3 separate regions of the Homo sapiens genome follow, and all the other regions are linked to region 3. A link is a loop called in an ENCODE intact Hi-C map of the cell type or tissue named here. Cell type or tissue: PC-3. All regions are shown on one strand. Links, peaks and the distances in the headings refer to the core of each region. The heading gives the core; the rest is flanking DNA. Region 1 overlaps ATXN1 (ataxin 1). Region 2 overlaps ATXN1 (ataxin 1). Region 3 overlaps ATXN1 (ataxin 1).

Region 1 (10,618 bases), core at 1,012-9,011, 78 kb before region 3:
TAGGACTCTCCCTTCTTTAGTTCTAATTATTAAAAGCAGGGTTCTGAAATCCCAAGGTGATTGCAAAACTCCCATCTCAGCCACAAATCTTCATTAGAATGGCTAATCAATAAGAGTTTTGTTTCAGATCCCACCACTTTATTTCCTCTGTATGTTTTTTGAAGAATTTTTCAATTTGCCATGATATAACTAAAACTCAAGCATCAACAGGAAAGAGGAAGAGAAGAGCTCAGAAATAAGCCACTAGTGCTCGAAAATAGGGCATGTGATGTTAGAGCTGGTTTAGAATCCATGCTCCACTGCATCGTAGCTATGGTGGGGCATGGATTCTTATTATTAATTAGTCTCATTCCTTCACTTTTGTCTCACACCACCTGTAAAACAAAAGCAATAATGCTTACTTCATGGGGTAGTGAGGAGGTTTAAATGAGAGGCTACAGCTAATGCTCTTAATGAGATGCCTTCCTTTTCCTCTCTGGCCAGTGAGGGGTGGATCATGTAACAACCTCCTTTCCCTATTCACTCTTCTTCCCCAACTAATCCCCTCAGCCACTGGCACCATGTTCCGCATGTTAGAGGCATCCTTCCTGGGGCAGTGAGACACATCCTGAATCAGCCTTGTCACCCTAAAGGGGACCTTGCAACGTTTGCTCGTGGGTCGACAACACCACACAGAGCTGACATGAGGATGACATGTGACAAGATGACTTAGAGCCTGCTAAATGAACACATGAGCTAAATGCTAGGTACCACTGTGCTTTCCATGAGATTGTTAGGCAGAAGGAAAACACTGAATCTTTGCTCTCCAAAGTTTTGATTTGAATTCACACAGGCAAGATTCTTGTCAATGACCCAGAATCACTTAAGCCCCGAGGGGGCCATGCCACCAGCACAGCAGGGCCAGATCATGAAGCCCCACTGGGATGCGGGGTTGGGGGCTGTAAGGGTCTCGCTGTCAAGATGTGGCCCCACCAGTGCTAAGTTTATAGTGCTCCAAAAGCCAGGAGGGGGGTTAAGAAAAAAAAAATGCAAAAAACAAGAATTACCATGCCACAAACATGAACCTCTACAGAACCTAGAAAATGTGAAATTGGGCCAGGCTCACATCTGTAGTCCCAGCACTTTAGGAGGCAGAGGTGAATGGATCACCTGAGGTCTGGAGTTCGAGACCTCGTCGCTACTAATAACACAAAAAAATTAGCCGGGTGTGGTGGCATGCGCCTGTAATCCCAGCTACTTGGGAGGCTGAGACAGGAGAATCGCTTGAACCTGGGAGGTGGAGGTTGCAGTGAGCCAAGATCACGTCATTGCTCTCTAGCCTGGGCAACAAGAGCAAAACTCCGCCTCAAAAAAAAAAAAAAGAAAAGAAAGAAATGAAAATGTGAAATTGTTAAGACAATTTGGAGTTTAAGGGAAAAGCACATTTTTGAAAGTGGAAAATAGATGAGAAACATAAATACATTTGCTACGCATTGTTACAGTCTGTTATTGATATATGGTCATTTTGTTATAAAGAAACATTTAAAAGGAGGCATGTTTCACCTGTTAACTTGTTTACTTCATAAGATTCTCTTGTTGGGTAGATTTACAGATTTAAGGCACTGCCATAAATCTTTTCAAAACAAGGAAGATTATAAACAAGGTAATTAATTAATTATTTAATTAATTCGGCAAACAAGTCACCCATTGACAAGCCTAGAAAAAAATGCCACCCAATGTTTGTTTTATCAGTTTTCTTTTCCAGTTTTGGAAGGGAAAGCCCTTGAAACAAACATGACCACACGACCCATATGAGTCCTCATTGTAATGTTTTTCCCCAAGCACCCACAATTCCAGGTCCTCCCAATTTGCTTCCAGTTCTTGCCCAAGTTTAAACTCTTAACCAATGCCTACTATCTGCAGCCTCAAAGGGAGCTGAGTACTTGCCAACAGACACCGCCACCTCCCCTCCCTGAGGTTCCTGCCTTGCGAGAGTGTGTCATGTGGCTGCCAGGGCAAGGCAGAAGTGTAGGAAAAGGCACATCTCACAGGTTGTCCAGGAGGATTAGAGCAAATATGTCCAGAGCAGTTTCAAGTTGACTATAGAACCAAGGCTCCGAGCTAATTAATAGAAAGTGAAGCAATGATAGTGACAGCTCAAGGCAAGGGTGTGAAGCTCATGTCATTCGGTAAAGACAGTCCAAGGAAAAAGGACATTTACGCTTGCACCTTATTTGCTTTGCAGACTAACACATTTCTGTTAGAAATATGTCTTTACACTCCAGAGAGATGTTACAAGGTGTCGGCCTGCTACTAATTACAGCAAGCCCGCACTACAGCTAACAATATAACTCTAAATTCACTTGCTTCTGATTACCTACCTGTCATATGAAAGGCTATTCTTCACTCCAGTTGAACAAACCTATTAGATGTCTGGTTTCTTGATGTTTAACTCTCACAAGCAATTATCTCCAGCTTGAAATGCCCTTTTGTCTTCTTTATACAATCACTACTCTTTCTTCTTAGAAAACACAGTTTAAACCACTTCCTCCCTTAATCCATCTAAACTAACCCCATCTAGTTCTGGCATCCATGCAATCAATAGATTTAGCATTTACTTAGCAAGCACTACCATGGATTTCTCTGTAATGAAAAAGTTAATCCTACATATGCCTTATATGTAATCTTGAGCAGGTTCTCCTCTTTTCTGGGCCTCGGTTTTCTCATCTGTAGGAGGATAATACTCCCTACCTCATAGGGTTGTTTCTGAGAATTAAACATTTATTTTTAAAAAAACAGCTTTATTAAGATTTAATTTACATATAACTCAAGTGTATAACTCAAATGTTTTTTAGTATAGTCACTGTTTTGTAAAACCAACATCACAATCTAATTTTAGATTTTCTTCTCCAAAAAAGAAACCCTGTGTACATTAGCAGTCACTCTGCATTCCTCTCCCACCTCCGGCCTCTGCAACCCCCAAACTAACTTCTGTCTCTATGGATTTGTCTATTCTGGACCTTTCATATAAATGAAATTGAAGTATGTGGTCTCTCAATTCACATGATGTTTTGAGGTTCATCTATGTTGTAGCATGTATTAATACTTTGCTTACTGGTTGTTTTTTTCCTGATCAATATTCCATTAAACATTTATTTTGCGTGTGTGTGTGTGAGGAGGATACATATTTCATGAGTGCAGAGTGCTCAGCTCAGTACTTGGAGACACAGCACTCTGAAAATGTCTGTAGCTTTCATTACCATTGGCATTATTACTATCGTTTTGTCACTTTTGTTTACAATTGCACTGGTCTCCACCAGTTGATTATTAAGCTCTAGAGCAGGGGTTCCCAACCCCTGGGCTACAGACCTCCTGCACAACAGGAGGTGAGCAGTAGGCGAATGAGCAAAGCTTCATCTGTATTTACAGCCACTCCCCATTGTTCAAATTACCACCTGAGCTCTGCCTCCTGTCAGGTCAGCAACGGCATGAGATTCTCATAGGAGCGTGAACCCTATTGTGAACTGCACATGTGAGGGATGTAGGTTGCACCCTCTTTATGAGAATCTAATGCCTGATGATCTGTCACTGTCTCCCATCACCCCTAGATGGGACCGTTTTGTTGCAGGAAAACAAGCTCAAGGATCTCACTGATTCTACATTATGGTGAGTTGCATAATTATTTCATTATATATTACAACATAATAATATAAATAAAGTGCACAATGAATATAAATGCATTTGAATCATCCCAAAACCATCCCCCGCTCCACCCTAGTCTGTGGAAAAACTGTCTTCCATGAAACCAGTCCCTGGTGCCAAAAAGGTTAGGGACCACTGGTCTAGAGAGAAGGAGCTCTTCTTACACACTGCCCAGAAACTGAGGATGTGACAGAAGTTCAACGAGAGCTAACTAAACAACTAAGTAGCAACCTGACAAGGGCTCAGACAGCTCCAACTAAACCTACACTGCTGCTGCCGCTTACAAAAGCTCATTCATATGTGTGAGTTCAGGCAAAAACACAGTCGTTATCTGATTCTTTAGGCAGGACATTGACCAGATAAATAAATATGTCTGAATCTGCAGAGAAATAATTTCAAAAGGGCTTCAGAAGGAGAAGGAAAATCCACTGTAGCCAGAAGCATCCAAAAGCATCCTGAAAACATGAGTGGAGGAAGGCTGAGCAGGTGTGGGCTGGGGAGGCAGGCAACCCCGCACAGCAGCCAGCACAAACACAAAGCGACGACGCCCACTGTGCTGGGGAAGCACAGGCAGCACAGTCCGTGCAAGGGAAACGCGGCTCCCTACAAGGTGTTTTCAAGGTTCCGGTTTCCCCAGAGCACAACCCTAACCTCAGGCAGTGCACAGTTCTCCCAATAAAAGTCACTCGCCCGTGGAGATCACCGAACACCTGAATTGACACCACGGGCACTTCCAACCTGTGTTCCTGACCACCCTCCCCATGACCTGCCTCCCTTACATCATTTCTGTTTTCCTTTCCCATGGTCCTGTGACTTCTCTTACTCTTTCAAATGCAAAATGTCACAGCTGAAGGGAAGGAACCTCCAAGGATGATCTGGGCTACTGCTTTCTTCTTCATAGGGGAGGAAACTGAGATTCCAGAGAGGTTGGTAACTTTCCCAAGGTTACAAAATTAGCAGTGCAGCCGGAACTGAAACCTACATTGTGTGACCACTCTCCTCCTCCCAAAGCAATTTAGTTTCCAACTGGACCTCATCTGCCTACTTGTTTCTCCCCCAGCCCCCAGGCAGCCCTTCACTGTGGCTGCTGAGTCATCAGGATGAGCTTTGTTCTCAAGCAAGCCACTGGGACAGGCCCTCATGTCTTGAGTAGGACAAAGTATATTTGGCCACTCCCCACTTTGTGGTCACCCTGCTCTGCCTGATGCATGGGCACCTTCTGCCCATGACAACTGTCATTCGCCCTGAATAGTCTATGCCATCACACCTCCTTATGGCTACTAACATAAAAGGTAAGTGACTAATAAATGGTATCATGAATTAATATGAAACCTTTTATACAGACAAATATTTGATTCCTCAGTTATATTTTCTTGGGATCTTTTCTTCCCAGGTCATAGCAGTGCTGTTTCAACAGGAAATGTCATAGCTTGAATGCCAGGTGCACTTTAAAAAATAATCTAAACTAAATTAGCTTTTACACCTAACGACGGCCTGGGAATAATAAAGGAACTCTTTGAAAAAGGAAGAAAGTGGAGAAATAGGAACACTTTTACACTGTTGGTGGGCCTGCAAACTAGTTCAACCATTGTGGAAGACAGTGTGGCGATTCCTCAAGGATCTAGAACTAGAAATACCATTTGACCCAGCCATCCCATTACTGGGGATATACCCAAAGGATTATAAATCATGCTGCTATAAAGGCACATGCGCACGTATGTTTATTGCGGCACTATTCACAATAGCAAAGACTTGGAACCAACCCAAATGTCCATCAATGATAGACTGGATTAAGAAAATGTGGCACATATACACCATGGAATACTATGTAGCCATAAAAAAGGATGAGTTCATGTCCTTTGTTGGGACATGGATGAAGCTGGAAACCATCATTCTCAGCAAATTATCGCAAGGACAAAAAACCAAACACCGCATGTTCTCACTCATAGGTGGGAATTGAACAATGAGAACACTTGGTCACAGGAAGGGGAACATCGCACACCGGGGCCTGTCATGGAGTGGGGGGAGGGGGGAGGGAAAGCTTTAGGAGATATACCTAATGTAAATGATGAGTTAATGGGTGCAGCACACCAACATGATACATGTATACATATGTAACAAACCTGCACATTGTGCACATGTACCCTAGAACTTAAAGTATAATAAAAAATAAATAAAATAAAATAAAAAAAGAAAAAGGAAGAAAGAAACTAATTGAGCACACTAGAAGTCAACAGCTGTTTCTCCAATTAGAGTCACCTATAACAAGTGAATTCTTAGCAGGGAAAATCACCTTAAAATATCCATGTCGAGTTAGGAAAAAATGTTTCATAAAATAGCTATTAAATTAATTTTCTTGAATTGGCATGGGACAAGAAGCTATATAGTTCAGTTCTGCTAAACACCTAAAAAACTCTGATATACTACAGCTACGCCAGGCAAATCGCAAGTTGTTGGGGGGCGATTCCCAGAAATATGTGAATCACGATTGTGACTCATCAGTTTGGGAAATTTAGGACATGATCACTATCAGTCAAACATGATATTATTATCTGCCAAATGTCCAAGATATAAATTTCCTTGGAAACAGCTGGCAGAGGTAGGCATAGCCCTTTAATTTTCCTAATTTGTGGGCTAGCAGATTTTTTGGAATTTCACATACTAGTATGAAAGAGAAATAAATATGTTTTAATTAATGCATACATATGCACAGTTTAAACATATTCATAATCAGGGGTGGATCCAGTCTGTGAGGTCTGCAGTTTATAAAACTAGTCAAGGGGTAGAGGAGTGTGTATGGGGTGTTAGGGTCTTTAAGAAAAGATCTCAAAGGCCAGCCATGGTCACTCACGCCTGTAATCCCAGAACTTTGGGAGGCTGAAGTGGAGGATCGCTTGAGCCCAGGAGTTCAAGACAAAACTGGGCAACATAGTGAGACCCCCATCTCTACAAAAAAATACAAAAATTAGCTGAGCATGGTGGCATATGTATCTGCTCACAGCTACTCAGAAGGCTCAGGTGGGAGGATCACTTGAGCCTGGGAGGTTGAGGCTGCAGTGAGCCAAGATCACAACACTGCAATCCAGCCTGGATGACAGAGCTAGACGCTGCCTCAAAAAAAAAAAAAAAAAAAAAAACTGCACAAAATTATCAACATAAAATTAGGTACAGGGTCTTACAAAGGGCCTGCAGGAGCGAGACGCCTTGACGCTGAAGTGTCACTAGCTTCCAGATAAAACCTCCTGGCCCACAATGCATGCACACATCACAGTGGTGGGAACACCTATAAATGACCAAGATCAACATATTTCATTATAATTCCCTTCAATGCCAAGTATATGGTAAACACTTTAGTATACATTTTTGCTGAGTACACGTGACTAAATAGAAATGTTTACAAATTATGTTGTCGAGCTGTTAAATGAATTCCAATATGTGGCTTTACTACCTCATCAGGAAAACCTGTATCCCACAGTCATTTATCAGGCAGCAATGTCTAGCTTATGGAAACCCATCTGCAGGTTCCTAAGCAAGTAGCCCAGATTAATATCATAGTGCAGCTAGTCGGTGGCTATAATTAAATGCAGAAGTGGTATTGAGAGGTGAAGCCAGCTGGACTTCTTGGGTCGAGTGGGGACTTGGAGAACTTTTCTGTCTTACAAGGGGATTGTAAAATGCACCAATGAGTGCTCTGTAAAAACACACCAATCAGCGCTCTGTAGCTAGCTTGAGGTTTGTAAAATGGACCAATCAGCACTCTGTAAAATGGACCAATCAGTGCTCTGTAGAATGGACCAATCAGCAGGACATGGGCAGGGACAAATAAGGGAATAAAAGCTGGCCACGCCAGCCAGCAGAGACAACCCGCTCGGGTCCCCTTCCACGCTGTGGAAGGTTTGTTCTTTCGCTCCTCACAATAAATCTTGCTACTGCTCGCTCTTTGGGTCCCTACCATCTTTAAGAGCTGTAACACTCACTGTGAAGGTCCGTGGCTCCATTCTTGAAGTCAGCAAGACCACAAACCTATCGGAAGGAACCAACTCCAGACACAGGCTCACCGCAACCTCCACCTCCTAGGTTCAAGCGATTCTCCTGCCTCAGCCGCCTAAGTAGCTGGGATTACAGGCATGCCCCACCACACCCGGCTAATTTTGTATTTTTAGTAGAGATGGGGTTTCTCCATGTTGGTCAGGCTGGTTCTTGAACTCCCAACCTCAGGTGATTCGCCTGCCTCAGCTTCCCAAGGTGCTGGGATTACAGGCCTGAGCCATTGCGCCCGGCCCCTGGGTTTCTTTCTTAAGGCTTTTGGAGCTCCAAGGGGCCAGGGAAGTGCAGCTTCAACCAGCAGCAGCCATTGTTCTAACAGAAATCTGAAAATAACACATTCACTCTGACATGCCAACTCACTACTTTTAATTGTGGCTCATTAAAGATGTAAATAGAAGAATTATGTTCACCTCTACTACAATTTCATTGCTGCAGTAAAATTACAATGTTTCCTTCTATGCAGAAAGAAATACTTCTTCTCTGAGTAATAGCACCAGAAGTGGAGGCCTATGATTCACCAATTCTCCAACAGTAGGCATCACATGTGACTGCCTGTTGTTGGACAGAGGCAGATGGACAGAACGTTATTTTTTTTTAATGAAAAGAAAGGACACATCAGTTGAAAGATGCAACAGGCGCATCTCATTTTATTGCATTTCACTTTGTTGTCCTTTGCAGATACTGCATTTTTTTTTCAAATTGAAGTTCTGTGGCAACCCCGTGTCAAGCAACTCCACCAGCATCACCTCTCCAACAGCATGTGCTCATGTTGAGCCTCTGCCACATTTCGGTAATACAGTATTTCAAACTTTTGCGCTGTTATATCTGTTATGGTGATCTGAGATCAGTGCTCTTTGACGTTACTATTATAATTGTTTTGTTCACCATGAACCACACACCCCATATAAGGTAATGAACTTAATCAGTAAATGTCATGTGTGTTCTGACTGCTACAAAGACTGGCTGTTCTCTCTCCCTCCTCTCGGGCCTCCTTGTTTCCTCAGACACAAGAATATTGAAGTTGGCCAGGCACGGGGGCTCACGCCTGTAATCCCAGCACTTTGGGAGGCCAAGGTGGGCAGATCACGAGTTCAGGAGATCAAGACCATCCTGGCTAACATGGTGAAACTCAATCTCTACTAAAAATACAAAAAGTTAGCCGGACGTAGTGGCGGGTGCCTGTAGTCTCAGCTATTCGGGAGGCTGAGGCAGGAGAATGGCGTGAACCCGGGAGGCGGAGCTTGCAGTAAGCAGAGATCGTGCCACTGCACTCAAGCCTGGGTGACAGAGCGAGACTCTGTCTCAAAAAAGAAAAAAAAAAAAGAATATTGAAATTAGGCCAATTAATAACCCTAAAATAGCCGCTAAGCATTCAAGTGAAAGGAAGAGTGAGTCACATACCTCTCAATTTAAATAAGAAAACTAGAAATGATTAAGCTTAGCGAGGAAGGCATGTTGAAAGCTGACATATGTCAAAAGCCAGGCTTCTTGTGACTGAAGGGTTAGCCAAGCTGTGAATGCTAAGGAAAAGTTCTTGAAGAAAATTAAAAGTGCTACTCCAGTGAACTCATCAATGGTAAGAAAGTGAAACAGCCTTGTTGCTGATATGGACAAAGTTAGAGTGGTCTGAATAGAAAAGCAAACCAGCCATACATTCCCTTAAGCCAAAGCCTAATCCAGATCAAGGCCCTAACTCTCTTCACTTCTATGAAGGCTGAGAGAGGTGAGGAACTTGGAGAAGAAAAGTTTGAAGCTAGCAGAAGTTGGTTCGTGAGATTTAAGGAAAGAAATCTTCTCCAAATGCTGATGTAGAAGCTGCAGCAGGTTATCCAGAAAATTTAACTAAGATCATTGATGAAGGTGACTACAGATTTTTCAACGTAGGCAAAGCAGCCTTCTATTGGAAGAAAATGCCATTTAAGACTTTCATAGCTAGAGAGGAGAAGTCAATGCTTGACTACAAAGCTTCAAAGGAGAGGCTGACTCTCTTGTTACGGGCAAATGCAGCTAGTGACTTTAGTTGAAGCCAATGCTCATTTACCATTCCAAAAATCCTAGAGCCCTAATAATTATGCTGAATCTACTCTGCCAGTGCTATAGAAATGGAACAACAAAGCCTGGATGAAAGCACATTGGGTTACTAAATACTTTAAGCCCACTGTTGAGACTTAATTGCTCAGAAAAAGATTCCTTTCAAAATATTACTGCTTATTGACAATGCACTTCGTCACTCATCTAAGAGCTCTGATGGAAATATACAAGGAGATTCATGTCGTTTTCACGCCTGCTAACACAACACCCATTCTGCAACCCATGGATCAAGGAGTAATTTTTATTTTCAAGTCTTCTTATTTAAGAAATACATTCTGTAAGGCTATCATTGCCACAGAAAGTAATTCCTCTGATGGATCTGGGAAAAGTAAATTGAAAACCTCCTGGAAAGGATTCACCATTGTAGATGTCATTAAGAACATTTGATTCATGGGAAGAGGTCAAAATATCAACATGAACATCAGTTTGGAAGAAGTTGATTCCAACCCCCATGGATGACTTGAGGGTTTCAAGACTTCGGTGGAGGAAGGAACTGCAGATGAGGTGGAAACAGCAAGAGAACCAGAATTAGAAATGGAGCCTGAAAATGTGACTGAATTGATTGCTGCAATCTCATGATCAAACTTCAGCAGATGAGGAGTTGCCTCTATGGAGGAGCAAAGAAAGTGGTTTCATGGCCGGGCACAGTGGCTCACGCTTGTAATCTCAGCACTTTGGGAGGCCGAGGCAGGGGAATCACAAGGTCCGGAGATAGAGGCCATCCTGGCTAACACAGCTAACATTGTGAAACCCATCTCTACTAAAAATACAAAAAATTAGCCCAGCGTGGTGGTGCGCA
Region 2 (10,618 bases), core at 854-8,853, 290 kb before region 3:
CAGAAATCCACTGGAATACATGGCCTGGCACATGTCAAATCAAAGAAGGAATAGAGAAGCAGGGAGCATTCATGAGATCTGAACAGTCTGACCATGCAATACTCCTTTTTTTTATTTTATTTTATTATTATTATACTTTAAGTTTTAGGTTACATGTGCACAATGTGCAGGTTAGTTGCATATGTATACATGTGCCATGCTGGTGTGCTGCACCCATTAACTCGTCATTTAGCATTAGGTATATCTCCTAATGCTGTCCCTCCCCCCTCCCCCCTCCCCCCACCCCACAACAGTCCCCAGAGTGTGATGTTCCCCTTCCTGTGTCCATGTGTTCTCATTGTTCAATTCCCACCGCAATACTCCTAACGCTAATAATTGTAGGTGTTAATGGTAACAATTTGTTATAAATGATACAACATATTTCTATTTGTTCCTTAGCTTTCAAGCATTCGCTTGATGTCATGGTCTGAAATTTGGCCAAGGTGTTCCTATTTTCAGGCCTCGATATGCCCACAGATGCTTCCCTGGTTATCCTTCATTGAACCAACTCCTCCACTTACTAGCTGTGTGACTTTGTACAAGTAAGGTAACCACCCACCCTAAGCCCCAATTTCCTTTTCTGTTGAATAAGGGTAATGATGGTACATATGTCTTACAACTGTCATGAGCTTTTTGTATTGTTTTCTTCTTTGAGATGGGTTCTTGCTATGTTGCCTAGGCTAGGCTCAAACTCTGGGGCTCAAGTGATCCTCCTGCCTCAGCCACCCAAGTAGCTGGGAGTACAGGTGCATGACACTGCACATGGCTTCCCATGAGCTTTTGATGAACTGCTGCATGTAAATATTTTAGCACAGTGCTTGGCACATAATACATGTTCAATAAATGTTATCTATTCCAATCATTATTATAATTAATAGCCAATCCTATTCTTATGATAGTTCTATCACTGTCTACTCATTTGCCTGGTAATCATATACTCTTTGTATTTTATAAATATATACATTAATATATTTTATAAATATTTTTATAATATTTTGAGTAATTTAAAATGCCCAAATGGCTGTTTTCTTGTGATACAACCATGGAGTACTTTCCAGGGTGGGTATGGCAGTGTGCAAAGGAAAAGGCCTGGCCCTGGGCAGTGCTATTTTCAGAGTGTGTGAGGGCCAGGCTGCACCACATCCCATATTTCCCTTTGAAGAAATCAGCCAACGTAACAAGCAAAGGTGCCAGGGAGGCCTTGAGGGTACCAGTGTACAGGGGACACTGCTACATGTGCATGCTGAGTGGCTGCCCGGGTCTGCCTTTGTGTACTAGGGGAATGTGTGGTGAGGCTGGAGGGGACAGAGCTGGCCACCTGTGAGAAGGACTCTCAGGGCTGCTGTCATCATTTGGCAGAGTCCATCCTTCTACTCCAACCCAACCTCACTCTCAGGGAGGGGACGGATGAGGACCGCTCATCCTATCATCTACAGGGTTTTTAAAGTGTGGGTCCTCATTCTCTGGCCTGGGTGGCCATGATCCGAGGGCATTTTGTTCTGGTGCACAGATACAAAGACTGGGGATGGGGAGGACAGTAATCTTTTATACAAGGACACATGAACCACCACACTGGTGCCTTAGAGAACATAGGCAACGAATACTCTGCTGCAGCATAAGTGATCGAAAGTCACACGTTAATGCAAATTATGTAAATCCTCACTAAATGATTTGAATAGAAAGGAAATCACCATAGCACCACTGTTCTCCATAACGTGAGCTGCAGTGTTCTATGCTGCATTTTACTTCCCCGGTATGAGGGCAGCTAGAGAGATGGTGGGATGACTTTCACTGTCTCTGGGGACCTTCAGACAAATTAGCTATCTTGTGAACAGTCCCAGGATGCCAACTTTCTAAATAAACATCAAAATGCATTTACTGTCTGTATCACTTAAGAGGTTGAGAATGGAGGGGGGAGCCTAACTGCAAACATTTGCGTGTTTTTATTTAACAATAGCTTAGCTATTAGACAATATAGAGTATTAGAAAGACTGTCTTAGAAGACTGAAGAGGTGAAGCTGGTGTTCTGAGTATGTCTACACAGCCTGCATAGAGGCAGATGTATATAAATGATCATGTTACTCTGCCTAAAATGGATAAAACTCGGAACAAAACAATCCACATTTAGTAATACCCTGAAGCTGACTCTAATTTGTATTCACTGTGACAACTCCTTACTTTCAAATCTGAAGTAATTATTAGAAAGTGAGAAAACAGACATTACTTTTGGGAAGCTGGGAGATGGCTTTATAGTCTAAGTTGCCACTAGATAGAATGACCCATAAAAATTACTTGGAAGGCTATTATCTCATAACCGGGGCCTATAAAATCTAACAGTTACAGATTCTCTCTCTCTCTCTCTGTCTCTCTCTCTCGTGTGTATTTTAATTAAAGACTTAAACTGCTAAGAGACAAAACTGAAAACATGTACGTAATCCAATTTTGCATAATGTCTCTGCGGTTTTGTAGTTGATTTTCCCCATCTGACCCTGACTTACATGTGATACACACACATTTACTGGTTTATGGTAGGAAAACTGCTCTGGCTGGGTACTGGCACTCGCCTTTGTGATTCAGGCATGAAACCATGAGGTGCCCAGCTGGAATTCAGAAGAAGTACATTAGGACAGAGGGGCAGCTTTGTATTTATTTATTAGGTTCTTCCAACTTAAGTTGCCAGGGTAGCATGAGCTTTTTAAAAACAGTTGTTTCTGGCCTTCCTGTTTTAGGCTTTTATCTAATAGAGTGTGAGAAGACATGAGTTCACATGCAGCTAAGGATGAGATTATTCAAACTGAAACCAACCCCACATATCAAACCGTGGTGTCATTTTCGTCACTTTAACAGTAGAAAGGACACAGGAAAAAAAAAAGAATGAAATCATTTACTGAACTAACAGTTACATTTGTCCCCTCCTGCCTTGGATAAATAATGACTAATTTTTAAATAACAGATTGGTACAGCTCTGAGATTAGGAGACAGAAAGCATGGAAAGGTCCTCAGACCTTTTAGGTTTGGTGCTTTCCTGTTCCTCTGAATGGGCATTTTTCAAAACCATTTTGAATGTAAAAGGCTGTAGAGTTCAACACTGGGCTTCTTCCTACTTTATGAGGTTATACACAGGTTCAAGGGTGAGGGTAAAGACAAGCAGGTGCAGAGTTTCACACGGGAGGGTGGGGGGGGCGTGAGTGTGCATGCATACATATTTGTGGGAGATGAGCGTGCATGCAAATAGGTGTGCAGAAGTGAGTGCACACAAATGCACATGTGTGGGTGAGTGTGCATACAAGTACATGTGCAGGCGTTGATATGCATACATGTGTGCAGGCGTGAGTGTGTACACAGTGTGCAGGGGCCATGACTGTGCATGTATATGTACACTGCAGGGGCAATATGGAAAAAAACATGGAATACAATGCAGTTTAGCCACGACTGGCAGCCAAGATTGACCTTTAAGCCCATTTCATGGCCACTGCATATGCATTTTTTATTATATGCCAATCCCAGGACCTGGTGCAAAGATAGCCAGTAAGAAGTAAGATCTTCATCTTTTGAAGTATATAAGGGTTTTTTTTTTTATTTGCCTCTGTGCTAAGAAGAATGGCCAAATCATATTCCTCTTCATTCCAAGTTGGAGCAGAACAGCCTTAGGTTGCTGCCAACTGTTATCCTTCGAGAGGGCCACATATTTTGAGGTTTCAGAGACAGTGAGGTAGATTCTGCCTTGAGAAATATCAGACACTCAAGTACTCCGGCGACACACTGAGCAAATGTTTTTGCCAGCAGAAAGATATAGGTGGGTTCACCGTGGCGCAGGTGAGGGAGAGGAAGCTGTGCACAGTAAGCGCACTTTCTCTTCTCCAGACATCCTGGTGCCACAGTAGTTCCCATTCTCTCTCCTCTTCTGTAACTTCTAAGACCTTTGCCTTAAGTGAATGGATCCTCCTAAGACAGCCATAACTGCATTTATTTACGTCCCTGCTCTTTGACTTGAAAAGTTCACCCTTTCTTGGAGAGAGAGACTTGGAAAAGAGAGGCATGAAGGGTCTCAAGCCCTGGCAATTCTGCCTCAGTGAATCCGACTTCTACCTCCACAGTGAAATCTCCCTAGCTAGTTGAGGGGCAGCAGTATTAATTGTTCCTTCCTAAGAGTTGTCAAGCAAATCAACCTGAGAACTGGAATCCACCCAAGACACACCTATGCCTTTTACAATAAAGATTCAGTGAAGAATCCTGCCCTTCACAACAGCCTCCTCAAGTAGGGAAAACGCTACAAAAAATGGATACATGACAACCAGGAACTCCTTCACCCACAGAGAGATGTTTCTTTGATCTGCCTTATCTCTGCCATCTGTTTTCCCAACCTGGGCCAATGTGGTCTAATTTCAGTTCTTTCATATTTTCACAAGTCAGAGGGAAACCAGGAATCTTAAAGGTTTACTACTGAAAAGCACTTTATTTTCAGTAAGGTGCTTTAAAAAATAGAATTGTCATATCTGATCTGATTCAGGTAAGAAATTTCAGAAAGGGAACTCTAGAATTCATTTTTCATAAAGGGACAGTCAGTGGAATAGAGCACCAGGGGTAGGGGGAGTCTTTATAATCACACACCTCTCTCTGAATACATTTCACTTGTTAGCCATCAGGTCTGAAAACTGTAGTGCTGGCTCTGTTCAGTTATTGTTCAAGTGTGATCTCAACGACCCTGAAATTCTTCTTTGTCATTTTGCATCAGGCTGTTTTTCATGATTTCACTTTGTTCCCATCCTCACGGCCTTCTACTACGCAAGGTCTCATGATATAAATGAAGGTTATCTTCTTTTCCTTCCAGTCACTCCTCTTTACAGAAATCTCCTACATAATTGAGATGCTGTCATCAATCAGTCAACCAACCAAGCCCCCTGAACTGGGTCCTTGTGATGTTCCAGGGGTTTAATTACAAGGAATGCTAGCTCCTAACATCTCAGATACCATGGGCTCGAAGACTTGTAACATGTGATATTAGGGCAGCAATGGTTTCCTCTACTGGTCCGGGATTTGGGGTTTTAGGGGCTCTCTTCACAGATGAGAGAATTTTGCAGCTTCTTGCCACTGGCTGCAATGACGCTCCCCAGTGAGGTGGAGGCCTAGAGAGAGGGGAGGGTGACTTAAGGTGGGCAGGGCCTAGCCTTGATTACAGGCTCTCAAGGATTAACCTCGGGAGGACAGAGAGGAGAGAAGACAAGGTGAAGCTTTGTGAGTGGACAGAAATTAAATAAAGGGGTTTCCAAGTTAAGTACAGTGCTCCTGGAGAAGCAAGTTGGAGGCTGCTGGTATCATGCATACACATGCAGGACTATTTAGTGGTACCTGATTATTCTGATCACAAACAATGGTGTTTTTATGCATCATTTATCTTCAGAGAGTGTCTATCTGAGCTGCTTGAAGCAAACGAAACTTATGGATTGGACTAGCCTTACGAGAATGCTAGTTTCAGAGCTATGGCTGTGCCTATAGCAGTTTGTAGGAATTTATTATATAAAGTCCTTTTAACCCCTTGGAGCACTTTTACATCCTTCGCATCACATGATCCTCCAGGTAATCCTATAAGACTGGAAGAACAGGTGTGAAAAGACCATGTCTTATCAAGACCCAGTGGGCCTAAGTGATCTGTCTAAGGTAGACAGAGGGCAGGTGGCAGGGAGCGGCCTGGATCTGCCTTCTGATTTTGTTTCTTTTGTCATGGTTGCTACAACATCATTGCTCCTACAGGCAGAATCAAGAGCTACGGGTTCAAGGGACGAGAGGGAAGAAGGACACAAGCCGGGTGTGTGCATGCGCATGAATGGAGCCTGCGTGCACAAACATTCGGTGATTTGGAGCCATTTACGCAGCTCATCTGGAAAATCACAGCAGAGGAGAGGTTTCCTATGGGGAAGTCTGTTGGGAGCCTGATTTTACCCCTCTCTCTTTGCTCCAGGCTGCACTGGCAAACCTTCGGCTATTTAATAATAGTATCTAGTTGATTTACATCCAGGGTTGCCCAGGGTTCTAGTGTGTGCACTGCCAGGCACAAACAAGTACAGACCAGCTCATGCCCCACAACAAAGTGGCCATTTTATGGGGAATCAACTGGAATTCTCCATTGCTGTCTCTGTCTGCCCTGCTACTCAGAAGACGGTGGAAGGAATGCTGAAGTAAGCTTCTGTAAGAGCTCACTGGCCTGGCTTTGAAAGAGAGGATCAGCTGGGATCTCTGAATAGATGAGGAGTCAGGGTGAAGACAGAAACAAAGAAGTGTTTCAGGTGCAAAGGAAATGTGGGTGCTCCATGACTCTCTGAAGGGAGTCCAAGGGCTGGACCATTCAGAACCTTCAGGAAGACTCAGAACAGCTCCAGCCTGCCTGAGCTGGAAGCAGTGTCACTGTTGGTGTTGCGTCTCCTCTGAGGACCTTCCAGAACCATCTAATGGCATGGGTCAGAACTACTGACTGCTGCATTTTGCACTCAGGGCCTTCCATGAATGGCAGTTTCTGGTACCTTTGCAGACTATTCCCTAACATGCCCTTTACACATAAATTCAGCCAACTGAAATCAGAGCAATATTTGAGCTATGGCCTTTTTTCCCTCTAAAATGCTACCAAACACTAGATCTCTTAGTTCTTTCATATTTTAAAGTGCACAGATGCCTGATTTCAGATTCTGTGAAACAGAGCACAAATTAATATTTACAAATGCTTTCTGTCTCAGGACCCCTCTGTAGCTACTAACTTCACATTTGGGAAAAAGTAGACCCTACTCCATCCCACTGTGCCACGTTGTTTACCAAAAGTATCCCACCAGGCACTTGTATTCCTCACCCACGTGTATTACTTTAAAATGCCTTTCGGTAAAGGAGAATTTGAATAGCATTTTACGCATTAACTGTCTGGGAATGCTCCCAACATAATATACTGAAACACAGAAGACTGGCTGTAGGTCCAGATCACCTGGTAGTGAACCATGGAAAGGTATTATTCACACACCTTGGAGCCTGCGGATTCTCTAAGCCTTCTTAATCATTCTTCAGGTATTACTTTGTCCTTCAAAACAGCAGATTTCAGACGCATTTATAAAACAATTCAGTTGTAATCTGGGTCCCTAAAGCTTCAGTATAGACATTTATCTTGTAAGTAACAAAGAGATGGGAAGATTTCCTAAGTTCTCATGCTATCCCACCTCCTGCTTGTGTTACTCACTATTCAAAATTTAAGAATAAGAAGTCATCTGGGAGAAAGGGGATGGGACCGAGCATCCCTGAAACACGGCTCAGGGCTTGGTTCCCTCCTATGCCCATCACCTGCTCCCTCACTCAACCACAAACACGGCTGCAATATCAGGGTCAGTGTTCCACATCCCGTAGCAGATGACCCTCTGTTCCAGAACAAACAAAGTGTGCACCCTATAAGCATGATGACATTAGAATTAGACTTCAAAGCTAGCCTCAAGATGCTCACAGACTGATATTAACCACTGTCTGCCACAAGCATATGGCACAAGACAGGCTGGAGCAGATCACAAGGAAAGACTCGTTGGCATATTGGCCCACAATACTGCCACAGAGGCAGAGCTTAGAGAGGGTGCTAGGCAAGGCATTCATCCGCTATTTCACTCTGGAAAGGGGATCAGTTGGGGGAAAAAAATCTGCAAACCTTTTGAGGACAGAAGGCAATATTGCTTGAAATTTATGAGTAATGAGCCATTTTGGGAGAAGGAAGTTGATTCTGTCATTCATTTTGACAGGGCTTATTAACACAAAAGGAGGAGAGGGCTGGTGGGGAGGGTGGGGCACTTGTGGGAAGGTGCAGAGAGGACAGAAGGGTGAAGCCAGCCAGGCAAATGAGAATGAGAAATTGCAATTATGGACCTTATGGAGGAGCTGCTGGTAAGCTACCCTGGCCAAAGGAAAATGTTGATTGGACCAATTTTCAGAGGGAAACAGACAGCTCTTCTGCAAGCAGATGGATGACAAATCTCTAGGAGGAGGCTGTGTTGTTCATGTGTGAAATGGTCTTAGCCAAGGAGTAAAAGCGCCAAGCCATGTATGTAAGCAGAGCCACCTGGCCTGTGTGTGGTGGTGGGGCCGAGTGTGTGTGTGTGTGTGTCTGTATGTGTGTGTGTGTGAGAGAGAGAGAGAGAGGCAGAGAGAAGGATGGAGAGACACTGGCAGCAAAATCTCTTGCTGAAAACTCCAGGACACTTTAACCAAGCAGCCCCCATTTGTACATCTCTGTCTATCTCTGTCTCTCTGTCTTGTTTTTTCCTTTCTTGTTTCCCTCCCCCTCTATCCAGCATCCCCTTGCTGCTTTAACCTTTTCCCCCATCTCTTAGATGTATCTTGTCCTGTGGAACTATAAGATCCAAAAACTGGGGGAAAGAAAAAAAAAAAAAGACCAAGTAGAGGCAGGATCGAGATTAAAGTGGCCAGAAAATAATCTGCCAGCAGAGGCCAAGCTCAGAACAAGCCCTTCAATGCCGCTCACCTAAAGCCCCGCCCCCTCACCAATAAAGTCTATTCTCATGGACCAGATTGTATGTCGGAGAAGAGCAGGAGGCATCTTTGTGGATGGACACGGTCTAGATCCAGACATGGAACTCTCCATGTCCTTGACTGGGGGCCATGCTTCTCTCCAGTACAGATGTGGCAGACATCCCTTCCCAAGCATTCGAATTGTTCTTTTAAGGTTAAGGTAAACCAGGGTTTCTCAGCCTTGGCACTGTTGACATCTTGTGCTGGATGATTCTTTGTGGTGGGGGCTGTCCTGTGTGTTGCAGGATGTTTAGCAGCATTCCTCACTTCTACTCACTAGATGCTGGTAGCTCCTCCCCAGTCGTGACAAGCAAAAATGACTTCAGACATTCAGACATTGCCAACTTGCCCACGGCGGAGGGAGCAAAATTAGAATCACGGAGGTAAATTTTATAGAGAGTTGGCTGGTTCTAAGTGGAAAACTACTCTCTTATTGCATGAAGGTTAAATGCACTCACATGTGACACACACTCACATTCATAAACACACACACGATACAATGACAAAATCCCTAAGACAGAGTGGTCCTCGTTTCTGATTTTTCCACACTTTCATTTGCCTGATTTGTTGTAAATGCCTCTAAAGTTTGAGCAGAACATCAAGGGTTCCGTTTTCAAAGTGACCTCAACTGCCTCCAGCGTTTCAGGTGTTGAGCTCTAGAAGCCAGGATGGAAGTTTTCAGGCAGATACAACTCCCAGGCTTTCATTCAGCTTCTATAAAACAACAGTGCACACAGGCACATGCCTCATCACCAGTGTCTGCTGTGTGCACCCAAAAAAGAAAGCAGACGCAGAAAGATGATTGAAAATGTATTCCATAGGGCTCTAGGGTTGTCTTGAAATGCTCTGTTCTGAAACACTCTATAAAAATTCCTCACAGATTTTCAGTGACTAGAGGCATGGGGCTGTGGGAGGGGGTGCTCAGCTGCACTCTTTTATTATTGAGCTGATTCAAAGGAACAGATTTTATGTTGATAAATGTACCTGATACTGACTTTAATGTTCATGGACTGGGTCTTTTCTATCTGTAAAATATGGTTGCAAGGCTTTCATGGACAAGACATGGCCTCTTGTCTCTGGTAGACCAGGCCTTTTTTTTTTTTTTTCTGAGATGTAGTTTTGCTCTTGTCACCCAGGCTGGAGTGCAATGGGGCAATCTCGGCTCACTGCAACCTCTGGCTCCCAGGTTCAAGTGATTCTCCTGCCTCAGCCTCTGGAGTAGTAGGGATTACAGGCGCTCACCACCATGCCCAGCACATTTTTGTGTTTTTAGTTGCGACGGGGTTTCACCATGTTGGCCAGGCTGGTCTCAAACTCCTGACCTCAGGCGATCCACCTGCCTCGGCCTCCCAAAGTGTTGAGATTATAGACATGAGCCACCATGCTCAGCTGACCAGGACTAGTAATAGCAAATACTGGGTTGGTGCAAAAGTAATTGTGGTTTTTGCCATTGAAAGTAATGGCAAAATCACAATTACTTTTGCACCAACATAATATTTCTTAAGCGCTTGCACTGTTCCAAGAGCTTGACATTCATTTAATTATCACAACAACTTTTTGAGGTAGCTATCATTATTAAGCCAAGTTTGCAAATGAGGAAAGGAGACAGGGAGAGTTTCAGCACTTACCCCAATTACAGCACAAGCTGATGCCAGAGGGAGATTTGAACCCAGGCTGGCTCACTCCAGCTAACACCCAACCATCACATGCAGGGCCACCCTGCTCTGCTAACACATTCACACAACTCACTACACATCACCAGACCGACGTGATGCTTTCTCCTAACCATAAATAATAAAGGGACTCAGAAGCCCCAAGTGGGGAGAGGTTAATGGGTTTGCGGTTAGAAGGCTTTGCGGAAGAGGGGATGGGAGCTGGGCCCTGAAGTAGAGGAAGGATTTTGACGGGCTGGGTCAGATGGAGGGAAATATGGCGATGAACACGCACAGAACATTAGAATTACAATGTGAAGTAAGGTTTGGTTGGGACATAGGCTGCCAGTGGAGCAGTGGGGGCGGCGAGGGTAGGGGGG
Region 3 (10,618 bases), core at 1,795-9,794:
TATTCAGATCAGTAGATTTCTAGACAAGGAGAATTGCCAGAGTTAAAGGGTCATTTCATAATAATTAAAGGGTGTACTTATTAGGAAGATACATCAATCTTAAAAGTGTGTGTACCTAGGAACAGAAAAAAAAAGAAGACGTTCAAATCAGTGATATAGAGAAAGGAAAGCAAGCCAGGCACGGTGTCTCATGCCTATAATCCTAGCACTTTGGGAGGCCAAGGCAGGTGGAACACCTGAGGTCAGGAGTTCAAGACCAGCCTGGCCAACGTGGCGAAACCCTGTCTCTACTAAAAATACAAAAATTAGCTGGGCACGGTGGTGCATGCCTGTAATCCCAGCTACTTGGGAGGCTGAGGCAGGAGAATCACTTGAACCCAGGGAACAGAGTTTGCAGTGAGCCAAGATTGTGCCACTGAACTCCAGCCTGGGTGAAAGAGCGAAACTCTGTCTCAAAAAAAAAAAAAGAAAAGAAAAGAAAAAGAGAAAGGAAGGAGGAAGGAAAATTAAATCCAAAGTAGGGAAAAAGAAGGAAATAATGAGAAGAACAGAAAGCAAACAGTAGTTCATTCTTTGAAGAGCTTAATAAAATTAATTAACATCTAGCAAAACTAATCACAAAAATAAGTAAATGAAAACATCATTAAAAATGGAAAAGGGGATATCACTATAAATCCTACAGACACTAAATAGATAAGAAGAAAGTATTACTAAAAACTTTATGTCAATAAATCTCACAACTTGGATGAAATAAAAAACTTCTTGAAAAATAGAAAGCATAACTTACCAATAGCAAGAATAAACAGAAAATCTGAAGAGTTGGCTATATGTTAAGAAATTGAATTCAGTATCAAAATCCTTGGCACAATGATGATACAACTGTTCTGTATCCTGATTGTGGTGGTAGTTATGCAACTCTACACATGTTAAAATGCATAGAATTGTACATCAAAAAAGGGAATATTTTACTTTATAATGTTTTTAAATTAAATTTTAAAAACTTAGAACCTTCACACAAAGAGAACTCCAAGCCCAAAGATTTCACTGTGGAATTTCATCAATTTTAAGAGGAAAGAAAATCTTACATAAATTCTTTCAGAAAATAGTAAAAAACAGGAGGACTCCACGAATACATTTTATATAATCAGTATTACTAACACTAACACTAAACCCTAGTAAATATTATATAAAGAAACAAAATTACAGACCAATGTTCTTAATAAACATAGTCGCAAAAATACTTAATAAAATGTTAGCCAAAATATCCAGCAATAGGTCAAAATAACACATAATTATAACTGGTTCTTATCCCAGGAACTCAAGTTTGGTTTAACACTTAAAACCAATCAATATAATTCACCACATAAAGCGGAAAACCATATGACATCTCAACAGAGGCAAAAATGAACTGCACAAAATTCAACACACATTCCCGATAAAAACAAACAAACACAAATTCTTAGAAAAAAGAGAATAGAAGGAAACTTCGTCAATCCAATAAAAGGCAAATGAAAAACCTACAGCTAACATCATGATGAAATAGTGGTGAAATAGTTAATACTTTCCCTGTACGATCAGAAAAAAAGTCCTGGTTATATAAATAATTTGAAAAGGATGATTTAAAAATTACATGTATTATATCGAAAAGCATAAAGTACAATTAAATTTTACCAAAGATATGCAATGTCTCTGCAGGAAAAACAGGGAAACATTCCTGGCAGAAATTCATTAAAAAGGCAGAGAAAGATATACCGTGTTTTTGAATTGAAGTTTCAATATTGTTAAGGTGAATTTTCCTTAAATTTCTCTCTTATGATTCAGTGCAATCTGAACTAACTTCTAACAGGCTTTTTTGGGGGGTAGGGGGATTTATATGGAACTCTGAAGGAGATAGAACACCACCAAAATAATCTTGAGGGAAAAAACAAGACAGAGAGGACTCACGCTATCTGTTTTCAAGATTTACCATAAAGCTATTTAGTTTTTAATTTTAACATTTATTCATTATTTTTGAATTTTATTGTTATTATTTTTGAGACAGGGTCCAGCTCAGTCACCCAGGCCGGAGTGCAGTGGCATGATCACAGCTCACTGTAGCCTCAACCTCCTGGGCTCAAGCGATCCTCCCACCTCAGCCTCACCAGTAGATGGGACTACAGGCACATGCCACCTCACCCAGCTGATTTTTGTATTTTTAGTAGAGATGGGGTTTTGCTATGCTGCCCAGGCTGGTCTCAAACTCCTGAGCTCAAGCAATCTTTCTGCCTCGGCCTCCCAAAGTACTGGGATTACAGGCATGAGCCACCACACCCAGCCTATTATTATTATTTTTAATAGAGACACGGTCTCACTCTGCTGCCCAGGATGGAATGCAATGCTGCAGTCACTGTAGCCTCAAACTCCTGGGCCCAAGCGATCCTCCCACCTCAGCCTCCCAAGGTGCTGGGATTACAGGCAAGAGCCATAGAGCCCAGCCCATGACAGTATTTTAATCAAGACAATATAGTATTGACCTAAGTACAGACTGCAGATCAGTGGAACAGAGAGTCTTAAAACACATATAAAACCAAATGATTTTTGACAAAGGTGTGATGGCAATTTCATAAGGAAAAAAAATCACTTCAATAATTGTTGTTTCATACATTTTAATAAAAACTGAATCTTGACCCCTACACCTCATATCTTAATTTGAAATGGCTCATATACTTAAATGTTAAGGCTAAACTAGAAATCTTCCAGGAGAAAACAGGAGGATAACATCTTAGCAACCACAGGGTAAGCAAAAATGTTATAAAGACACAAAAAGCATATATCTTAAAAAATGATAAATTAGACTTCATTAAAATTTAAAGGGGCTCATCAAACACAGTTTAAAAAATGAAAAAGGTAAGCCAAACACTGAGAAAAAATTCATATTTCTGATAAATGACTTAAATCCAGACTATATAAAGAACTCATATATATACACATATATATACACATATATATATACACACATATATGTAAGTTCACAAAATAAAAAAAAAAACCATCTATATCTATATAGATATAGATTGTTTGTTTTGCGACACATCATTCTGTTGCCCAGGCTGGAAGTGCAGTGGCACCATCATGACTCACTGCAGGCTTGACCCCTCCCAGGCTCAAGTGATCCTCCCACCTCAGCCTCCTGAGTATCTGGGATTACAGGTGCGTGCCACTGCTGCCGCCTAGTTTTTGTATTTTTAATAGAGACAGGGTTTCACCATGTTGCCCAGGCTGATCTCGAACTTCTAGACTCAAGCAATATGCCTGCCTTGGCCTCTGGCTAGCATTTTTTAAATTAACTGTTGCTACCTGCAACAATACAGATGATCTCAAAAATGATATGCTGAACAAAAGAAAGCAGATACGAAAAAGTACTGACTGATTCCATTTGTATGAAGCTCAAGAACAAACAAAATTCAATTACAGTGACAGAAATCAAAGCAGTGGTTGATGACGGGGAGGTGGAAAGTTGACAGGAAGGGGGCAGAGGGGCTCTGGGGTGATGGAAATGTCCCATATCTTGATTAGGATGCTGATTATGTGGATGTATGCATTCATCAAAACTCATTGCGCTGTACGCTTAAGATGTGTTGATTTCACTGTATGTTCTCCCTAAATAGAAACTAATTTATTAGTGAAAAGAAAGATGTACTTTCTTTTCACTATTAATAATAAACTAATTTATTAGTGAAAAGAAAGATGTACTTTCTACCTGGAGGGTCTGTGGGGATAACCCCTATTCCGTACAAAGGAACAGTGAACATGCTTGAGTGAAAACAGCCACGCAAGGCAGACAGCAAGTGAGAAACGCCTAAGGCAGGGGAAGAACGGTGGTCTGCTACAGTGAGAAGAGAAATAGAGAAGACTGAGTCAGAAGGGGAAGGTATACACCAAACAGGAAGACACGAGTGAACTGAACGCAAGAAGTAGAAAGTAAGAGACCTAAATTCGTGTTTCCAAATAATCCAGTTACCACATTACACTCAAAAAAAGAACCAAAGGCAGTTTTATTTGGAAATTGTTCTCTTCCTCCCTCGACACCTCTGTTAATCAAATTGGAAGCTAGGGGAGGGAACTGAGTAAAGGCAGGGACCTGAACATATCCCTCCGTTTTTGCTTTTTTTTTTTTTCTTTTGCCCCTTAATCAGCCACCTTCAAAACAGTGCCTTTCTAGGGCTAACGTCCTGCCTGTGGCATCTCATCACTGATAAACATCAGGAAGTAACTGCCATTCGCCATTTATAGATTTATATGTACCTGCTAGGATAATGAGATTCACAATCTGTTCATTCCCTTAGTAACTGAATGAAACTCACAAATGGCTACGAGGGAGTATCCTAGTTCACTGAAGCCCAAGCTGGCCTCAGGAACCAGAGATAACATTTCTCCTTTTTCCAGCTGAATTACTAAGACAAGCAAGAGATGACTCATAATAAGCATAGTTGATGAAGCAATTAATGCCAACTCTTCCTCTCTGAGTCATCCCTTCCAGTGAAAGAATCGCTAGGAGTATTAACCCTGGCTGAAAAAGTAGATGCCATGTGAGCACATTAAACTTTACCAAACAATGGAGTGGTAAGGGAAGAGTTGGAGGGTTTCTGTCCAAACTATCTGAATCTAGAGGGACCGCTCCATGAATAAGTTTCAATACAATTGCGGTAATCAGCACCGCTTCCTCTATTTCAATTTACAAACGCTGGGTTTACAGGAATAGCTTTCTGAGACATTCCTATAAAATTAGCTTACTCACTGAATTTTTAAAAAGGAGAACAAAGCCAAAGGACGCCATTGGCCTCTGGGGGCGTATGTGTGTGAACAAGCTGATGCTGTGTAGAAATGATGTGTCAATATCATTTGGGCTACTTGTGTGAAAACTGCTCAATCCAAGAGTTACTTCTTGTTTCTACTGACTGAACATGAAGAGAGAACCAAATATTCCAGACAGGGAAAGAATCTGAGAAAACATAGAGTGGAGTGATTTCAGTGTGTGTATATGAAGAAGGGGGAGCAAATATAAAATCCAACTGGATGCTTTTCATCCTCCATGCAGTTCTCCACCCGCTTACTACCCCTCACTTAAAGTGTGGTCCTGGGGCCAGCAGCATCAGTTTCACGGAGGGATTTGTCAGAAATACATATTCTCAGGCTCCACCCTAGAACTATTAAATCAGAACCCCTGGGCCTGGCGCCCAGAAATCTGTGGTCTAAACAAGCCTTCCAGGTGCCTCTGATGCAAACATTCAATAAAATGTAATCGTCAAATCTTAACTGGTCCCTGGCCGCGCGTAGTAACTCATGCCTATAATCCCAGTACTTTGGGAGGCCAAAGCGGGTGGATCACATGAGGCCAGAAGTTTGAGACCAGCCTGGCCAACATGTGAAATCTCGTCTTTATAAAAATACAAAAATTAGCCAGGCGTGGTGGTGTGCACCTCTAGTCCCAGCTACTTGGGAGGTTGAGGCAGAGAATCACTTGAACCCAGGAGGCGGAGGTTGCAGTGAGCCAAGATCACACCACTCCATGCCAGCCTGGGCGACAGAGTAAGACTGTAGAAAAAAAGAAAGAAAAAAAAAACCACACACCACACACACACACACACACACACACACACACACACACACACACACCAAAACCTGGCCCCATTTGCATGTACTACTGCTACACTCATCCCTCACTCCCACCCACCTTTCGGAGGTAGGCCGCCCATCACTAGATTTAGCAGAGCATCCGCTGACTGAAATGAGACACAGCTGGGAGGCACCCACCACCACCCGCCTTTGTAGAACAGCTACCCAAAAAGACAAGGATAGCAAGTCCCCTGAAGCTTTTCCAATCTATTCCTTTTTGTGATTGTTTTCCTTTTGAAATAGTGTTAACACATTTTAAAATTATATACATATTCATTTTGAAAAATACAGAAATGGCAAAGAAGAAAGTAAAAACCTCCCAGCTGACACTTAACATTTGTCCCATCTTTTTCTAAGCATCAATATATAAATATTTAACAGTATATACATGTTACTTAATTTTTAAAATTTGTAATTGTATATGTATTTTCTTGTATACATTCCTTTGAAAGCTCTGTGATGGGTGTAGGCTGAACTGCTGGGCTGTACTGTTTTAGAGCAAAAAAAGATACTCATGCTGTAATTCTAATTTTTCTGTGTTTCAAAGGGGGGGCTATTAATTTATTAAATTAATTTTTAAAATTTACTCAAGGTGAATTCTTATCCAGATCAATTCCAGGAGTTACGGGGCGTGGAATTTGCCAGATAAGCCACACCATTCTATGCCATCAAGTCACAGAAACTGGCTTCCCTACACTCTAATTTGTGCCTTGTCTGTTGCTTTGGGCATGAAACAGAATGTGGCTTCTTTCATTTCTCACTTCATTACCTAAAGTGGACATACACCTTCCCATACTCCCTCTCCCCTCTCCTTCCCTAACCTATCCCCTGCCCACCCTGGCCCCATTATTTCTCACTTGGATAACAGGAAGGTCGTACAACTCTCCCTTTTGAACTCATCGTCCACACTGGGTCAAATCTAAAATACATCTGCATATGCCACATCCGCTAAAAATCATTACAATAGCTTCTATTTAAACATGAGTATATCCCATCAGCCTGGCCCCATGCTACATGCGTTCAGACATTATCATATCTTTATAACAATCTTAAGAGACAGAGGCTATTATTTTAACGTTAGAGATAAAGACTCTTACAGCTGAGGTATGTTAAATAACTTGCTCAAAGTCACAAAGCTAGTAAAATTTAGGGCAGCTGACTCTGGAACCTATAACATGTGTTAATTCAAAAAATTTCATGACTACTGCCATCAACGGCAGTGGTTCCCAACATTTTCTTCAATCAAAAATGTTGCAGACTTCAGGCACTAGATGTTTAACTCTTAATATCTGTTGATCAAGAAGATGTACAATGGTCAAAAAGATACTATGAACTTAGTAACGCTGTGAATGAATTCTGGCTAATGACTTACAATATCAGCCAGCTACATATATTTGGAAGAAAGCTCCTATTTCTGTTAGTGATTCTGATGACCAAATCTACAGACCATGCTTTGTGTTGGTATGAATGTGCAGGTCCTCTTTTACAAGAAATGTGGTCTCCCATATGTTTTGGAATCTACAGATTAGAAAACCCCTAGAATATAAGCCAAAGTCCATACTCCTTAGCATTTGAAATGCCGTAAGTTTCCCAGTTTGGCTCCAACTTACTTTTCCAACTAGATTTCCTGTAACCCCATACCACGTCCCCTAAGCCCTACCTCTAGTTGTGTTAGACAAGCATTCCCAAATTACTGGATACCATGCACACTCAAGCCTAGAGGACCACAGCCATTTCTGCTGCAATTCTCTACCTGAAGAACTCAATCTCCTTTGAGACAGAGCTCAAACATCTCCAACCCTATGGAGCCATTCCTGACAACACCCCCACCCACTCAAGGCTAAATTAACGCATCCTTCGTCCATATGATCACAGTCCTATGATGATAAGTAACACACTACAGATAAAATGACATGCATCTCTGTATCTAGCTATCTGACCACTCTTCTCATCCAAACTTCCCAAGGGCAGGGATTGTGCTTCTTCATCAGTGTCTTAGCCCCAGCCCCATCCCTGAAATATGGTAGGTACTGTTTGTAAGATTAATAAATGAGTATCAATGCCAAGCTGGCTAGTGATTTTGCCTGGGGAAGTCAGTTTGGAAAATAGCTCTGACCACTAAAGAAGCTTTCTTTCAGTATGTTGTAATGGTTAATCATCTGTAAACCAGAAAACTCACAACGTCCTCCAAAAGTAGAAGACAAATACACTAGGAACTGGAAGATCTGAGCTCAGGTCCTGGCTTTCCTATGAACCAGCTGTGTGACTTTGGTCAAGTCACATTCCCTCTCTGATCTTCTGTTTGTTCACTGAATTGTGGCAGGGTTGTGGGGGTGCAAAAGGAGGGCTTCTAGTTCTTCCCTGATGCAATTCTCTGACGTGCAAAGGTATAGACTACAGTTGGCAAACATTTTCTGATGAGGATCAGATAGTAGATATTTCAGGCTTTCTTGGACTATGGTCTCTTTCACCATGACTCAAATCAAATTCTGCCAGTGTAGTGCAAAAACTGCTATAGACATTAGACAAATTATTGGATGTAGCTATGTGCTAATAAAACTTTATTTACAAGAACAGGCTGGATTTGGCCCATGGACCATAGTTTGCCTACTCCTGGTCTGGATGAATGCCTCCTTGTTGCCATTCAGTTCACAGAGCTTGATATGAAGATACAGTTCACGAGATGTCCATCCCAAAGCCTCTATCCATTCCAAAGGGACTTATAAGAAGGACAATAAAGATTACCATTCCCCAACCAAGAACTTGACAACGGGGAAGAGATTGCCTAGTTAGCGGTTTATAGTAAGAACAAAATTTAGTGGATGAGAACATGGACATACAAAGCCAACTGAAGAAAGATAATTACTACCATCACCACTACCCCTGCCCCAGCCAGCACCTGATGAAATATAGTCATGAATTTAAGAAAAGACTGTGTCCTCAAAAGGGCGCCAGGGCTGGCTTAGCCAGGAAAGTACAGAGTCACTAAAGTCTATGTAGGCAATGCCAAGGTTGTTGGGGAGAATACAGTGTCTTCACAGGCAAGGCCACCCTAGTGAGATGACTGTAGGGAGTAGCAGGCAATGACTGACATGTTCCTGGTCCCACTAGAAAAGCCACCCTTCTCCTGAGATGAACAGAGAGGCAGGCTATGTTTGCTTGGTGCCACTTAACAGTCAACTCATCCCACTCCCTTGTTCCGATTCCCTGCTCACCAAGCAAACACCTGACTCCATATGGATCTTCCTTAGAGAGCATGTGCACTGTGACTGCTGCTGATACCTGCAGCCAGAGAGCAGCAATTTCTCAAGGCACATCAATAAAGTAGCTTCCAGTTAGGATTTACATTCCCATGCAGCTTAACACAGAGAGAGAATGTGCTCATCATGTGGGCCTTGAGAGTATGTTAGTAATGGTTTCCACTGCGGATTAACATTCTGGCATAACGATCTCGTGGGTCTGAGGATATGCTGGCATCATGGTCTCAACTCAGGCTCATCTGTGGCATAGCTCTCTGAATCAGCATGGCAAGCCCTGGACACAGACCAGAAGCCATCTCTAGTCTCCAAAAGCAGGGGCAGAAGGCGGCGATCGTATGCAGATCCAGCCAGCCCTCGCTGACAGCATGGCTTACACGCCACTTCTGGCTCTACTCACTTTCAACTGATTTTCACAGAGCTGTTTAGGATGATGAAGCCAAAGAACCTGGTGCTTCAGGACAAAGTTTCTGTTTGCTTCCCTATACATGTATAGAATGGAAACTGGCACAAGATTTAATTAAGTGATGTAAAAACCAGAGGAAAGTAAATAAGAGCAACAGCCAAATATCCACAGTACCAATTAGTGACTGGCAGAGTTGCCACACAACAAGGTGCAATGAACAGTTTATGTGTTTCTTTAAAAAATCTAAATCATAGTGAAGGGTCAATGATGCCCAGAAAATGCCAGCTCTTTTGCCCTATTAAGCAGAAAACAAAGGCTCAGTGTATAGAAGTTAGAAAACTTTTAGCCACAAAAATATGACAGTGAATTATGCCTCTTAATAATATGCATGGGGCAAAATGAAAGAGCATTCCAGAAAGAAGGTCAGTGCCTGTTTTGCCTAAATCTTGCCAGGATATGCAAGGCCAAATGCCCCCAAACCAAGGAAGGAAAACAAAACTAACTGCAACGGAGCAAGAATGCAAAGCACCTCCTTTCCTGTTAACTGTGACATAATTCATTTTTCTCCTTCTGTTCCAGAACTTCTAACCTATAGGTCATGCTTATACCCACAGAAGAACCAAGGGAGTAAGGAAGCTGCTGGTTTCCAAAGAAAATGCTTACTTCCCATTTGCAAAGCGTTTCGCTGGAAATGCTGTGTTGAGTTACACCATCCAACTAGGAATTAAATATATTATGCTCTTTGGTAAATTATCAAAATGTAAACCAACAGCTACAGTGGAGACCATCTGAACTGCCAAGAGTTTTAACACTGTGATTTTAGTGAGAAAGAACATTTCCCCTGCTGTTTAGTTTTCAGCTAAGTTCAGCCTAGCTGTTTAGTTTTCAGCTAGCTTCATACAAAGCTGTGCATTGTACGCACAGATGTGTGCACACAATGTATACATGAAGACAACCACACACTTTTGTTCATAGGTTTTTACTGGGAATTTTCACATAGGATTCATTAAGTGAAGGTATGTAGCATGATAAAACTGTCATTTCCTAAGTTTTTCTACCCACCATAATTTGGGAAGTGGCTTTGTTTCTCTGACTACTAGACTTCCTGGGGACTCTGTCTTTATTTCCCGGGGACTCTGTCTTTATTTCCCATAACATTTGCAGAGTGCCATGCACACAATGAGCACTTAATAAACATTTGTTGAATGATTCATCTCCACAATATCAACGCAATTAAGAGAAATCTGGCCTTTCACGTGAATTTATGATACAAGCAAAATAAGCACAACAAATTTTAAAG

Evidence for each region. A loop is a pair of places that touch in the nucleus more often than their neighbours do. Peaks named below come from ENCODE experiments on the same cell type or tissue, not always from the same donor. Only the 100,000 strongest peaks of a DNase experiment are listed, where the experiment ranks them.
Region 1: a loop joins it to region 3, with 3 times the contacts of the local background. A loop is called at or near these places in 3 of 110 quality-filtered maps.
Region 2: a loop joins it to region 3, with 4 times the contacts of the local background. A loop is called at or near these places in 2 of 110 quality-filtered maps.

Annotation. Positions count from the first base shown.
Region 1 is chr6:16,631,651-16,642,268 of GRCh38, forward strand. The region is part of intron 3 of ATXN1 (ataxin 1); the gene reads right to left. Among named protein-coding and RNA genes, the nearest start is that of ATXN1-AS1, 120 kb to the right of the region's middle. RefSeq lists an enhancer at 4,558-4,727. In PC-3, for the core only: no CTCF peak of the experiment used is centred there; DNase peaks (open chromatin) are centred at 4,811 and 8,231; H3K4me3 peaks cover 1,039 bases; H3K27ac peaks cover 3,690 bases.
Region 2 is chr6:16,418,442-16,429,059 of GRCh38, forward strand. The region is part of intron 6 of ATXN1 (ataxin 1); the gene reads right to left. Among named protein-coding and RNA genes, the nearest start is that of GMPR, 190 kb to the left of the region's middle. RefSeq lists an enhancer at 2,763-2,812. In PC-3, for the core only: no CTCF peak of the experiment used is centred there; no DNase peak of the experiment used is centred there; H3K4me3 peaks cover 646 bases; H3K27ac peaks cover 928 bases.
Region 3 is chr6:16,708,572-16,719,189 of GRCh38, forward strand. All of the region lies in intron 2 of ATXN1 (ataxin 1), which reads right to left. Among named protein-coding and RNA genes, the nearest start is that of ATXN1-AS1, 47 kb to the right of the region's middle. In PC-3, for the core only: CTCF peaks have their summits at 3,248 and 4,809; DNase peaks (open chromatin) are centred at 3,140, 4,520, 4,640 and 5,230; H3K4me3 peaks cover 1,966 bases; H3K27ac peaks cover 3,432 bases.